Regions from separate parts of the Homo sapiens genome. Here all the other regions are linked to region 1. The links are chromatin contacts, found by Hi-C or POLR2A ChIA-PET in ENCODE. All regions are on one chromosome and are shown on one strand. Each heading gives the region's core, a stretch centred on a gene start or an enhancer-like site at or near the end of the contact. The rest is flanking DNA. Distances are from core to core; before and after follow the strand shown.

Region 1 (3,804 bases), core at 898-3,397:
TTTCTTCACTTTCTTAATGGTGCTTTTTTTGAGAAGATTTAAATTTTGATGAGAATTTAAGTTTAAAATTTTGAAGTCAAATTTATCAGTTTTATCTATTACAATCAGTGTCTGTGTGTCCAGTTTGAGAAAACTACCTATGGCATGACGCTATTTTACTTCCTATGTGTACACAACTTTGTACATAGTATGTGCAGTCATAGTTGTGTGCACATTGAATTTGTACAACTACATATGTGCACAACTTCAGACTTAAAAAAAATTTATTTGTTTATTTATGTTGAGACAGGGTCTTGCTCTATTGCCCAGGCTGGAGTGCAATGGCAGGATCTCAGCTCACTGCAGCTTCTGCCTCCCAGGCTCATGCGATTCTCCCGCCTCAGCCTCTGGAGTAGCTGGGACTACAGGAGCCCACTACCATGCCTGGCTAATTTTTGTATTTTTTGCAGAGATGGGTTTTTGCCATGTTGGCCAGGCTGGTCTCAAACTCCTGAGCTCAGGTGATCCTCCCGCGGCTTCACAAAGTGCTGGGATTACAGGCATGAGCCACCGCGCTCAGCCAAAAAAGTTACTTTTAAAATGTGAAAAAAGAAACTGAAAGTAGAGTTCTAGTCTGTCACCAGTTACTTCCAGTTACCATCCCAGGTGGAAAGCAACAGCTGTGAAATAAAAAGCAAAAATAATTACTTTGAAGGAGTCCAGAAGCACTGTAGCTTCCCAGTGTTTACTATTATTTACTTGTTTTCATGTGATAATTAGATGACAAAACCCTTAAATCAAAACGACTTTGTCAGTACGCAAAATATTGGGGAGTTAGTAATTGGGAAGGGATAGAAATGTTGGTGGTGGCTACCAGCAGGAGCAGATAAAGAGGGAAATTAAGGTGAAAATTGGAGGAGCCCTGAGAACTCAATAATAGGTGGTTGGGAAAGGTGCTGAAGGAAATAAATACATGAGACTTAAACAACAAAAAATAACACTTGCCACAACCTCCACCCCTGAAATCCTATTAGTCTCAAAAGTTAAAAAGCTCTAATGCAACAGGTCTGTAAAGAATGAACACAGGGCCAGGGTGGTGTCTCATGCCTGTAATCCGAGGACTTTGGGAGACTGAGGCAGGAGGATCACTTGAGCCCAGGAGTTCAAGACCAGCCTGGGCAACATAGTGAGACCCCCGCCCCGCCCCGCCACCCCGTTTCTACAAATTTTCTTTTTTAAGCTGAGGGTGGTGCACACCTGTAGTCCCAGCTACTTGGGGGGCTAAGGTGGGAAGACTGCTTGAGCCCAGAAGGTTGAGTCTGCCGTGAGCTATGATCACACCACTACACTCTGCAATAGAGACCCTGTCTCAAAAAAAAAAAAAAAAGGCAAAAAAAGAAAAAAAGACTAACAAAGAAAGAATGAACATAGATTTGTTCCCCATATCTTGTGGTATTAAACCTAGGGTCTACTCTTCAAGCTTACATCATAGGTTTAGCATTAAAACAGCTAAGCAGCAAAGCAGATGCTGTAAGCGATAGAAATTCATTAAGATAGGAAAGAGTGGGAAATATGTAAAGATCCAAAAAGAATATATATTTAATTACGATTTTTTTGAATACTTAATAAAATATGCTATTCCTAAGTGCCATGCCATAGGGATTTCACAAAACTATGAACTGTGATTAGCAGGAATTCCTCATGAAGTTTGTACTCTATGTGAGAGGTCTGGATATGTTTATGAATCGAGAACAGTAAAGTACAGGGTATGTAACGGAGCCAAACGCGAATCCAGTTGGAATCCTAAGGATCCATGAAGTGCTCCCTCCTCCAACACTTTCCCAGCCTCCTATTCACAGCTCCAGCCTCCCCACGTCCGATATCTACCCCCAGGGGACCGTTACTATTGACAGCGAGCGCGCGGAGCTGCATGGGCACACAAGGCGGAGGGGACACCAAGGTCCGTTATTCCCCAGCACGTTCACTGCCCCAGCGACAGCGCAAGCCTGAGGCACGCAGACGCGGGAGGAACCCGAGGCACAGCACACAGCAGGTGAGGGGCGTGGTACTCCGGTACCCTCAGTCGGCCGACCATAGAGCTTGTAGACCTCCAGGACTCCTAGAGAGCTTCCGGAAGTGCCTTTGGGGCAAGATGCGTGCTGGCCGGTGTTGTGCCTCCGCAGATTTAGAAGTTAGTGGCCGGAGGGGCCTGGTCCGAGTACAGCTTTCATCGCCTTTACTCCCCGACCTTCCTTCGAGTCTGTTTATCCGTTGCAGCCTCCCTTCCCCACGACGGGGCGCCTCTGCAACTCACAGTGAGTACGGTCGGGCTCTGGGCCGGAGGAAAGTGGGTGCTTTGTGGCTGGTCCAGGCCGCAGCTGAGGACTGGCCTGAGGGGTCCGGAGAGGGGCCTGTGCGGTGTTCGGCGCCGCGGACCGATTCTGACGCCTTAGTTGCTGTTGCAGGCAGAGTACGTCCCCACGAATTGCCCTTGAACTTTTTGCGAGGGAACCTTTTATGAAGCTTTCTTCATAGATAATCGTGTTGTGGTATGTTTTTGTAGTCGATCTTGTTTATCTTAAAATGGGGAACGCCCCCCCCATGTTATTTTTTATCCAACTATTTCCAGAGTCTGAATTGTTTTCACTTAGCGCTCTTTTGCGTTTAGGTCACAACAAAATTCTCAGTTTTTAAAAAAGACATATTTTGCTTTTGGAAGCCCCGTTTATCCATGGAAACCAATTTTTGCTGTTACTCTTCTTTCTTTAGTGTATTCAGAAACTGGTGGTGTGTTGACTAGATAATTGTACGAAAGTTTTTTTTTTTTTTTAATTTCAGGGTAATTCAGAATTCAACATTATCAGAATGCCTATTTCATTTGTTAAAGCAAACTGAAGTTAGCCAACGAGGAACTCTGGGAGGGCCCCATTTCCAAAACTCTGGTTAGTCATGAGTAATTTTTGTCAGGCTACTTTGACTGCCACCACCACCTTTAAAAACATATTTCTGTTGTTTGTTAGTTCCGTTGAGTATATTTACGTAGCAATCATTGTTTTAGCAAATACATACATGTTTTGAATTTCTGTTGTTTAAATGTAAAATGTGATAGATGTTAATTAAAACTTTCAGCTAATGCAATTTGAGATAACAAAGCATAGTATTGGCTTCACCTACTTTTTCTTGGATTTTAAATCCTGGAAAATGTCTTTTTTGTTTTGTTTTCAGTTCCCAAACATTTCTCAAATTAGACATAGTCTGAAGGAAGAATACATTCCTTCCACAACTATTGAAAAAATAATACTGTTAAAATTGAGTTGTGCCTTCAGCATCTCACAGGATTACAGTATTTAAAATCCAGAGGAAGCTTTAAAGATTGCCTTTTAAACTCATGTAAACTTGACTAGGTGTTCTTTAAGGAGACTATGTAAAAATCAGTCTGTATCCACAAAGTGCTCACCAACTTAATACAGACATGTACGCACAAAACTGAGAGGAAGGTACATACTGGAGTAATTTTGCACTCAGTTATTTATAGGTTGTAATTCTCAAAAACCAGCTGATCAGAGAGGGAAGAGACTTAAAAAAATGGAAAATTAGCCACTAAATAGAATAATCAAGATGAGCAATGGGCAAGACCTGTTGGCTGATTTGGTATAAAAAATGAACAAACCTGATAATTAGCTGGTTTTCATCAGTGTTGTTATTGAGACTTTTTAATACCACATCAACAATATAAAGTTCTTGAATGCTGCGCACTTCACATTAAAATATTTTATAGCCTCCTGTACTGGTAAGTAGTGGGATTGCACCTGTGAATAGACTCTG
Region 2 (3,400 bases), core at 433-2,932, 750 kb before region 1:
AATAAGTACATGACAAGATGCTCAACATCACTAGCCATTAGGGAAATGCAAATTAAAGCCACAATGAGATAAAGCTTATACCCATTATGATGGTTATAATACTACAACTACAACAAAACAGAAGTTAACAAGTGTTAGCAAAGATGTGGAGAACTAGAACCCTCCTGCACTGCTGATGGGAATGTAAAACGATGCAGCCATTATGGAAAACAGTTTGATGGTTCCTCTAGAAAGCTGATTGCAGAGTTACCATATGATATAGCAATTCAATGCCTAGGTGTATACCCAAAGAATTGAAAACAGTGACTCAGATACTTGTACACCAATGTTCACAGCAGCATTATTCACAATGGCCAAAAGGCAGGAACCACCCAAGTGTTCAACAAGAGATTAATGGATAAACAAAATATTATGTATGTATATTTATACACTGTTTGTGTATAAACACACACATATACACGAAGGAATATTATTTAGCCATTAAAAGGCATGAAGGATACATGCTGCAGTATGAATGAACCTTGAAAACTTTATGCTAATTAAAAATAATCCAGACATAAATAGACAAATATTGTATTATTTTACTTATATGGCATATCTAGAACAGGCAAATTCATAGAAACATAGTGTAAAATAAAGGTTACCAGGGACTGTGGGGAGCAGGGAATAGAGACTGCTCAATGGGCATCTTTAGGGATGACGAAAATGTTCTAGAATTAGATAGTGACGGTGCTGTTGTGAATACGCTAAAAACTTTACTGTATGACTTTAAAATGGTAACTTTAATGTTGTGCATAGTTTACCACAGTTTGAAAGTGTTTTTAATTTTTAAAAATAGGAAATGATAAAATTAGACTTTATCTAATTCTTTCCAGCTTTATAATTTGGATCCTGCTCCTTTGTACTTCATGGCTCATGCTTTATACTTACTTGATGTTTCTATGGTACTTGTGCACAGCTGTCATGTATCAGACCTGCAGTTTTGCACATGCTTTCCACTCTTCTAGTTCCTCAACTATTTGTAAGGTTGCCCTCCTTTATGTTTTCCATTAAATCTTCCATTAGTCAAACCACTCCAGTGTCCCTCGTTCCATAAGTTTCCCCTGCTCTGAACTCCCAGGGCACATTGTGCAACTTCATTACCTTATATTAAAATTATCTGGAATTTTAAAAAATCTACTAGATTAGGGTAGTGTCCTGATTTTATTCATTTTTTTCTTTTGGTGAAATTTGAGACATGTCTTGCATTTAACAGTATTTAAGCAACTAGATTGTGCAACGGAGCCAGTTTCTCCAGACAGGCTGGAGAGACCACTTGCATCAGAATCATCTGGGGTGCCCCTTGAAAATGCAATGTTCCGGGCCAACGAGTCAATCTCGGAGTGTAAATCTTGTGAAGCTGTATTTTAACAAGCTCACTTGGTGATTTATTTGTGTACGCTATTTAAAACTCTGTGAACCACCGGTCTAGGCTATACTTTGCAGTGTATTAAGGTGGTCTTCGGCACCTCTCGCAGACCCCCTTCCTCTTGCCTCTAGCGCCAACCTCTCAGCCTCTCGCATACCAGGGGAGGGGCTTTGCAAAACCTTCCACGAAAGTGAATCCCAGCACAGCCCTGCTGTAGCTGGCTCTCAGGCGCAAGCGCAGAGCTGCGACCGCTGCTGATACGTTGCTCAGTCTCAGTGTGGTCTCTGTTTTGCAACTGGTCGTCCGCGTCAGGAGACTTAGGTCCAGGCGACTGCCCAGACAATGACTGGTCCCGCATACCGAGCAGAGCATGATCAGCAGCAGTCTGAGTGGAAGAGTGCCTGTGATCTTAGGGAACCTGATGGGCGTTGGAGCAGCGGTTCGACGCATGGGTTTCTCTTTAATCCTTCCGACTTCCCCAAGCCCAGCGCACTCAGGTTCCGCTCCAAGTGCGGGACCCGCCCGGGGTGTGTCGGGGGTACTCGGCCGGAGGCGGCCGGTGAGTGAGGCTTACAGGGCCCCGGGACCAAGGTGGGTGCTCTTAGAGGTTCTGGAAAGCGGAAACACGGGTTCTTCGAAGGAAACGGGCGAAAGGGTCGCGTGTGGTTTGGCTGCAGGTCGGGTCAGGAGGCACCTCCACGGTTGGGACGCCGCGTGGCGTGGGGTCATGAAGCCCCCAGCGCTCGTCTCACTGGCGGGCCAGCCTAGTCCCTCTGCGGCAGTGACAGCCAGTGGTTTTCCCCGGGTGTATCCCTGGGAGATGAAAAAGAGCAGGGTTGCTCCCTGCTTCCCCTCTAGCTGGGCGAGGGAGGTCTTCGGTACTGGGGTGTTTCCCAGGTGCTTACTGAGTGCAGGCACTGCTCCAAGAGTTTTTACCTGCATTAACTCATTTAATCCTTGCATCAACCCTATGAAGTAATGTACTATTATTATGCCCATGTTACAGATAAGGAAATTGAGGCACACAGAGATGAAGTACTTGCTTGGCCGGGCGCAGTGGCTCACGCCTGTAATCCCAGCACTTTGGGAGGCCAAGGCGGGCGGATCACCTGAGGTCGAGACCAGCCTGGCCAATACGGTGAAACCCGTTCTCTACTAAAAATACAAAAATTAGGTGGGAGTGGTGGCGCGCGCCTGTAATCCCTGCTACTCGGGAGGCTGAGGCAGGAGAATCACTTGTACCCGGGAGGCAGAGGTTGGAGCGAGCAGAGACCACGCCACTGCACTCCAGCGTAGGCAACAAGAGTGAAACTCCGCGCCCCTCCCCCCCAAAAAAGAGAAGTACTTGCTTGAGTGCCAGTCCTTAGTTTATGTTTCTGATGATGAAGGTTGGTACTTGAATAAAGTAGTTGTTAATTATTTGTTGTGGGTGTATTGACAGTTACTGTGGATCATTGAGTTTGTGCTTTATGTGTGAGTTTGTGCTTTGAGCCAATATCTGGGAACATTGTTACCTGAAGATCACCTTTGGTAGGACAAGATTTTCTCTATTCTGTGATTAAACTGAGGCTGCCCAGGCAGTTCTGCTGATTGCTTTGTGGATTGGCAAAGGCTCCAGGAAGCAATCAACCTAGTGCCACAAAACAAAGCACCCAGAGAAGCCCTATTCCTGACCCTTCAAAACCTTCTTCCTTCTGAAGGGGGTAGAAAATAAAGGAGAATTATCCCTGGATCAGGAATTGATTATAGGAGAGACAAGCAATGTCAAAAGAATTTTAGATAATTAGGGTAACTGTGGTGGCCAGCGCTGTTAGTGCTAAAAAGTTTGAGTCACATAAAGGAATAGCAAACCACCAGGTTGGCTAGGGCTGCAGCATGTTGTGACCACTTAAGAGAATAATGATTTTGTAGGGATACAGTATCCAGAGAGCAGTAAGGTGACTCAAATAATGAAAGTATGAGGAAGAAAGGAGAAAAGGAGAGGCAACTTTC
Region 3 (3,772 bases), core at 847-3,346, 950 kb before region 1:
TTTGTAATTTGTAAATTTTGTTTTTAATTTAAAGATAGGCACAAGATTGGCTGGCGCGGTGGCTCACGCCTGTAATCCCAGTACTTTGGGAGGCCGCGGCGGGGAGATCACGAGGTCAGGAGATCAAGACCATCCTGGCCAACGTGGTGAAACCCTGTCTCTATAAAATACAAACAAAATTAGCCAAGCGTGGTGGCACGCACCTATAGTCCCAGCTTCTCGGGAGGCTGACGGAGGAGAATGGTGTGAACTCGGGAAGCCGAGGTTGCAGTGAGCTGAGATTGCGCCACTGCACTCCAGCCTGGGCAACAGAGCGGGACTCCATCTCAAACAAACAAACAAAAAAAGATAGACACAAGATCATGTTTCTTATCTTTAGCACACTTCATTAACTCTGTTTCTGCATCTACCATGTGAAATAGTAGTTGTCTTTATTTGCTTTGTTGACTAGTAGAAATTTGATGGAAGATGAATGGTAAAACCAAAATTATTTTTTTACTACAGTACTTCTCGGTGGTACCTTCTCTTCTCTTTGTGCTTTACTGCCCCTCCTGCAGCTTTCCAAACCCTGAGAGATTGAGCTCTGCTGACCCAACAGGGTGTCAGCTGTTTGGGTTGCTGGACATTCTCTTGAAGATACATTGGGAAAAAGGCTTATGGGGCCATAAACTGGCAATAAAAATATGGGAGAGTAAGTTGTGGAAAGCCACAAGAGGCCTCTGAAGAGGAAAGCCTTCTTATCGCCATTATGTTCCCATGCTCTGAGTGCAACCTGCTCTCTTATCTATAAACACTGTGTTCAAGAAGAAAGACACTCCTTTGAAGCGTTGGAATGTAGACAGACGTGCAGGCTCCTAGTTAAGCCCGCTCCCACTAGCTACTCTCCAATAAGTTAAAGATACGCTGTTTGGGCACAAAGGAGATTCATTTAAACCGCTATTGCTATAGATTACGCCTGTAACACGCTGCCTCCCTTTCACCATTTCGCCCTAAATGTCTGCTTTTTGGATCTAAGTGATTGTACTCAATAAATAGTGTGGAGACCAGAGCTGGGCGCCTTTTGCAGCCTCCATTTTGCAATTGGCCCCCTGGCCCCCACTCTTTATACACTCTTAACCTGTCTCTTCTCATTCCTTTGTCGCCACCGGACTTTAGGTACCCTAAGGGTGGTATTGAGGCTGGTCCCCAACATTCTGGTGCCCAACGTGGGGCTCGAAAGAATCTGATGAAGGAATGCTCGAGCGTGTGAAACGGAGGGCTGATGGACGAAGGACTCCCGAGGACGAAAAAGTTTTTAAGCTCTGCAGGTAAGCAGGGCACTTGGAGAAAGCCAGGGACACAATGGGGAAAACTGAAAGTAAGTACACCACGTATTTGAGCTTGCTAGGGCGGCTGTTGAAGCGTGATGGCGTAAAAGTTGGTACAAAAAATCGTATGAATTAATTTCATGCTGTAGAACAATTTTGCCCTTGGTTCCCTGAACAGGGAACTTTGAAATTAAGAGATTGGGAAAGAGTTGGAAAGGACCTTTAAAAAGCACGTAGAGAAGGAAAGGAAATTCGTTTGCCTGTTTGGTCAGTTTGGTCATTGGTGCGTGCCGCACTGGAGCCATTTCAGACAAATGATGAGGCTGAGTCAGAGGAGGAGAAGGAGGAGTTTGATAATCAGGACTCTGAAACGCCTCTACCGAGTACTAGCCAAAAGGAGAGTCCGGAAGTAATTTATGCCAATCCCCCCAGTCTTCCTAAACCTATTCAGAAACTCATTCAGCTCAGGGTTCCTCAAGAGGAATGTCCGGAATGGCCACCTCCTCCTCAGCCGAGTGAGTGCAGGCGGAGGGAGCCTGAGACTCCGCTGCCGAGACTCGGCTGGCCGCGCTCATTATTGCCCGACCCGCAGTTCATTATGGAGAGGGGGTAATTCAGGTTCGCCCTGCAGTTCATTACAGTGAAGGAGCAATTTCCCTTAAAATGGATGACCCAGCGCCCTGTCTGGGTCGAACAGTGGCCTAAGGAAAAATTGGGGGCGCTTTATGAAATAGTTAAAGAACTACTAGAAAAAGGATATATTTCACCCACTTTCTCTCCTTAGAATTCCCCAATAGTTGTAATTAAGAAAAAGTCCGGTAGATGGCACATGCTGACCGACTTGCGAGTGGCCAACGCTGTAATTCAACCGATGGGAGCCTTACAACCTGGGCTCCCATCCCCCACTATGCTCCTTAAAGACTGGCTGCTCATTATTATAGATTTAAAAGACTGCCTTGTTTTACAATTCTTTTAGCAGAGGCAGATTTCGAAAAATTTGCCTTTACTGTCCCTGCCATTAAAAACAAAGAACCTGCAGCCAGATATCATTAGAAGGTTTTACTCCGGGGTATGTTAAACAGTCCCACAATCTGTCAAACTTTTGTAGGCAGAACTATCCAGCCTGTTAGAGATCAATTTCCAGATGTGTGCAGCAAAAAATAGAGATCAACCTATTCAATGTTATTCATCTTTACAAAAGGCAATTACAAACGCTGAATTGCGTATAGCACCTGACAAAATTCAAACAACCACTCCTTTTCAGTATTTGGGGATGCAAGTACAGGATACAGCCATTAAGCCTCAAAAGGTTCAAATTTAAAAAGATTATTTAAAAACCTTAAATGATTTTCAAAAATTGTTAGGAGATATTAATTGGATTCGGCCCACCTTAGGAATTCCTACTTATGCTATGTCTAATCTCTTCTCAATATTGAGGGGAAATTCCAACTTACAAAGTAACAGAGAACTAACACCGAGGCCATAAAAGAGTTAAAAGTAATTGAAGACAAAAATTCAACAAGCCCAGGTCAGTAAGATTGACTCAGACTCGCCTTTACAATTCATTGTGTTCCCTACTTCACATTCCCCAATGGGGGTTACTGTTCAAAATAATGATTTAGTTAAATGGTCTTTTTTTGCCACATAATACCATAAAAACACTCACAGTATATTTAGATCAGATGGCAATTCTAATTGGACAGGCTCGTCACGAATTGTTAAACTTTGTGGCACTGAGCCCAATAAGATTATAATTCCAATAAATAAAAATCAGGTAAAACAGGCATTTATTAACTCAGTTACATGGCAAGTTAATTTAACAGAATTTGTTGAATGTATTGATAATCATTATCCTAAAAATAAAATTTTCCAGTTTTTAAAATTAACTACATGGGTTCTTCCAAAAATTCCTTGTGATGCTCCTTTGGAAGGAGCTGTGACTGTTTTTACTGGTGGGTCTAGTAAACATTAAAAAAAGCGACAGTCTGGTGGAGACCACATAATCCAATCACTCGATCTGAATTTACTAACATTCAAAAAGCTAAGGTTATTCTGTTTAATTATTAAAGAACTTTTACAGCCTTAAGTTCGCTCTGGAGCCCAGTCTGTGTGTTCTTTTTCTTCAACTTCAGCAATTGCTAAACCAAGATACACATCCTATTTTTATTACACACATTCGAGCTCACAGCTCTCTGCCTGGCCCATTGGCTTACGGCAATAATCAAGCAGACCTTCAGGTTATGACATCACTGCTTGACCAAGTCACCCAATCACATCAATTTTCCCACCAAAATTGAAAAACTTATCTAAATAATTTCAACTTACACAGAGGCTGGCTAAGCAAATTATCCTACAATGCCCAGATTACCAGCTCACAAGCACGTCCCCTCCTTCAACAGGTGTTAACCCTAGAGGATTAGAACCTAATCCATTGTGGCAAACAGATGTTAAACACATCCCTAAAT
Region 4 (3,349 bases), core at 281-2,780, 670 kb before region 1:
ACTGCATTTTAAGAAAAATGCTGACAAGCAGGAGAGTTTTCAGAGAAAGGTCTAGATACATCACATAGACCAATCAAAAGAAGTGAGGCTATATTGCTTAGAAAAGAATTTATGAGGAGGAGTTGTAACAGCTGAATTCACATATCTTAAGGGCAGCAGTGTGAAAGAAAGAACAGACAGTTTCCTTTTCTTTGGAGGACTAAGAACTAAGATCAACACAAAAGTTACAGGGACAAGTACATCTGTTTAATATAAGAAACTAAAAAAGAAAGCCAACAAGGGAATAGTCTGCACCCAAAATGGCGAGTTTAATGCCACACTAGTTCGGGCATAGGGTTGACAGACAGCCGTCTGCCAAGGAGATTTCAAAACTGACTCTTTCATTGAAGGGATAATTGCCAAGATGTCTTCTGACTTCAAGATTATAATTTTAATATTTAATATTCAGAAGTCATGTGGGGATCACAGATATTCTGAATGATTATGTCTTTTCATTCCCCAATGGAACGAAAGAAAAAAATAAACTCCTCTCCCAAGTATCTCTCTATAAAACAGAATCTCTCCCTACAATGTAATTCGGTTTCTTTGCTAATCCCTAAGCATACCGTTCCTTCCTTCCAAATCTCCTGCTCTGATCTCAAGTATTTGATACTCCAGTCATGACTGTTCTCAAGCCTCCATCACCCCGCTCTCCCCCAAGTCGACCCCACTACCTTCCATCTCAGGAGCTCATCCCGTTCCTCTGGAACTTGAACACCAGGGTTCGCCAGGCAGCGTTCCTTCAGCTGGTATCTCGGTCTAGGACTCAGATGTCTAACTCCCCTTGCAGGGAATCTGCAACACGCTGAGGTTGTCTACCCTAAAAGACACAGGATGGCGTCAGCAGCATACGTCACACAATCACACATCAGAGTCTTGCAAAGTGACCAAGAGGTGCTACACAAGAGAAGTGCCCCAAGAGAGCACTAGAGAGGTGTGTGGCACTCCGATGAACAAAACAGAGTGGAGATCGGGTACGCGGGTTCTGCTTCAGATCCAAAAAACCCTTGGTGCCCACCCTAGAATCTGGCCGGGGCATCCACAGACCTGGTGTGTTCCCTCTGTGCACACTTGTGACTCACACCCCTGCGAGCTCGGATAACACGAAGACACACCTGTTGCAGAGCGTTAAAGCTGGAAGGTGGACAAACAGGGCGGGGCCCGGCACCCGACTTCCCCTTAGGCCAGAACAAAAGAACAAAGCCCTCCAAGGGATCAGGGCGGGACCGCCCCGCACAGAAGGAGGCGAGGTGCGCCCCCTTCGAGGACTCCCCAGCTTTCTCCTGCAGAGGCCTCTAAGCGCGAAATCAGAAGGGTGACGTCACGAGTCCGGAGGGCTGGCTGTTGCCATGGTGATACCTGAGCTCCCCTCCCCCTATAGCGATCCACACACTCTGATCCCGGGTCCGGAAGCGCATTGACCGCCACCAGACCTAACGCAGGGAGCCGAAGCAACTGGACTTCCAGCGCGCCAACCTCTTTCCACGCCTACAACCGGCTTCAACGGTCACTTCCGGTCGTTACGAGCGAGCCCCGCCCCGCACGCCGGCGCCGGGCGGGCACACTGGACCAGCGTTCCCAGAACACTCCGCGAAGGTGTTCCTGAACTTCATTTCCCAGAGGCTTTAGCTAACGTGTACTTTCGCCCTGCGATGGGCCGCACATTTTCGCCGCCAGTCTTTTGCTCCTGTTTCAGGTATGCGTGTGCATTGTAAACTTGTCTGACTGAACTGATTATAAGAAATGCACGTCTACTGACCGAGCGCAGTGGCTCACGTCTGTAATCTGAGCACTTTGGGAGGCCGAGGTGGGTGGATCACTAGGTCAGGAGTTCGAGACTCAGCCTGGCCAATATGGTGACACCCCGTCTCTACTAAAAATACAAAAATTAGCCGGGCGTGGTGGCGCGCGCCTGTAGCTACTCAGGAGGCAGAGGCAGAAGAATCGCTTGAACCCGGGAGGAAGAGGTTGCAGTCAGCCGAGATCGCGCCACTGCACTCCAGCCTGGGCGGCAGAGCGAGACTCCGTCTCAAAAAAACAAAACAACAAAAAAAAAAAAAAGAAAGAAAGAAAAGAAAAAAAAGAAATACACGTCTACACACAGTTTTAAAACGCAAACAATCGTTACCTTTATTACATGTTCTACCTTCTATTTTCTGTTCTACTCTTTTGTCGTTTTGAAAATACTGGTAGTTACCCATTAAAATTGTTTTCACGACTCTCAAATGAGTGGCGACCAACTTTTTTTTTTTTTTTTTTTTTTTTGAGACGGAATCTAGCTCTGTTGCTCAGGCTGGAGTGCAATGGCGCGATCTCGGCTCGCTGCAACCTCCACCTCCCGGGTTCAAGCGATTCTCCTGCCTCAGCCTCCCGAGTAGCTGGGATTACAGGCATGCACCACCATCCCCGGCTAATTTTTGTATTTTTAGTAGAGACGAGGGGGTCACCATGTTGGCCAGGCTGGTCTCGAACTCCTGACCTCAAGTGATCCGCCCGCCTCGGCCTCCCAAAGTGCTGGGATTGCAGGCGTGAGCCACTGCGCCCGGCCCCAACATGTTTTTCTAATGCTTAAGGAAACCCGGAGATAATATTCCCATGTTTTGCCACTTAGTAAAGCATTTTATATGCCTGTGTCAGCGAGCACATAGCTGCAAGTGTAGCCCATGGCCAGTCTGTCACTGTGTCCTTGGCAGAAAAAAAGAATCCAACAAATCGGTAGGTTTTTATATTTAAGACATGGCACTTGCATTTTATTATGCTGGCGTGCATCCCCAGCATTTGGATAAGGGGCCAAGGTCAAGTCTCTCAGACTGTTGGCTGACAAACATTAAACCTGGAAATCCTAACAGAGTGTATGAAAAACAATTACAGTCAAGGGAACATGATAGAGAAAGCTTCGGTCATCTTAGAGAATGCATATATTGCCATGAAGAGAACATTGGTTTAAAAAAAAATGTTCAAGAGAATGAAAAGACAAGTCACAGACTGGGAGAAAATACTTGCAAAGTACATATCTGATAAAGAACTGATATCCAAAATATATAAGAACTCTTAAAACTCAACAATAAGGAGACAAACCGATTAAAAAAATAGGCCAAAGACCCTAACAGATGTCACCAAAGAAGATATGCAGATGGAAAATAAGCATATGAAAAGATGCTCCACATATGTCCTCAGTGAAATGCAAATTAAAACAATGGGATGCCACTATACACCTGTCAAAATGGCCAAAATCCAGAACCCTGACAATACCAAATGCTGACAAGGATGTGGAGCACAGGAACTTTCATTCATTGCTGGTGGGAATGCA

Evidence for each region. A loop is a pair of places that touch in the nucleus more often than their neighbours do. ChIA-PET counts read pairs that join two places held with the same protein, here RNA polymerase II (POLR2A). Pooled maps may share reads with other maps.
Region 2: a loop to region 1 is called in a map of B cell, with 8 times the contacts of the local background. The contact joins the promoter of ZNF391 here to the promoter of ZKSCAN8 in region 1. A Hi-C loop is called at or near these places in 1 of 168 maps with a recorded cell type or tissue (B cell) and 4 of 50 pooled maps. POLR2A ChIA-PET finds 5 or more read pairs at or near these places in 1 of 52 experiments (B cell).
Region 3: a pooled map shows a loop between it and region 1 (3-fold over the local background). The contact joins the enhancer-like site here to the promoter of ZKSCAN8 in region 1. A Hi-C loop is called at or near these places in 2 of 168 maps with a recorded cell type or tissue (CD8-positive, alpha-beta T cell and naive thymus-derived CD4-positive, alpha-beta T cell), 1 of 37 single-sample maps with no recorded cell type and 16 of 50 pooled maps. POLR2A ChIA-PET finds 5 or more read pairs at or near these places in 3 of 52 experiments (GM12878, PC-9 and activated CD4-positive, alpha-beta memory T cell).
Region 4: a loop to region 1 is called in a map of gastrocnemius medialis, with 5 times the contacts of the local background. The contact joins the promoter of ZNF184 here to the promoter of ZKSCAN8 in region 1. A Hi-C loop is called at or near these places in 3 of 168 maps with a recorded cell type or tissue (B cell, CD14-positive monocyte and gastrocnemius medialis), 1 of 37 single-sample maps with no recorded cell type and 27 of 50 pooled maps.

The regions. Positions count from the first base shown.
Region 1 is chr6:28,139,736-28,143,539 of GRCh38, forward strand. It overlaps ZKSCAN8 (zinc finger with KRAB and SCAN domains 8), which reads left to right and starts at 2,148. Exons shown (of 6, transcript NM_006298.4): 1 at 2,148-2,294. RefSeq lists enhancers at 2,160-2,279, 2,290-2,409.
Region 2 is chr6:27,387,077-27,390,476 of GRCh38, forward strand. It overlaps ZNF391 (zinc finger protein 391), which reads left to right and starts at 1,683. Exons shown (of 3, transcript NM_001076781.3): 1 at 1,683-1,999.
Region 3 is chr6:27,186,880-27,190,651 of GRCh38, forward strand. No RefSeq gene overlaps it. Among named protein-coding and RNA genes, the nearest start is that of TRI-AAT5-2, 11 kb to the left of the region's middle. RefSeq lists a cis regulatory region at 1,463-2,349 and an enhancer at 1,558-2,123. Within about 2 kb of position 2,097, at least 34 of the 41 ENCODE cell types and tissues checked have a DNase peak (open chromatin) inside an H3K27ac peak, as active enhancers do; they include CD8-positive, alpha-beta T cell, GM12878 and PC-9, where a contact is called at or near this core.
Region 4 is chr6:27,471,575-27,474,923 of GRCh38, forward strand. It overlaps ZNF184 (zinc finger protein 184), which reads right to left and starts at 1,531. Exons shown (of 6, transcript NM_001318891.2): 1 at 1,155-1,531; 2 at 714-859. The coding sequence starts at 720. LOC105375001 (a long non-coding RNA gene) reads left to right here and starts at 1,550. Exons shown (of 2, transcript XR_926664.4): 1 at 1,550-1,735. RefSeq lists enhancers at 653-782, 1,113-1,202, 1,223-1,322, 1,383-1,542.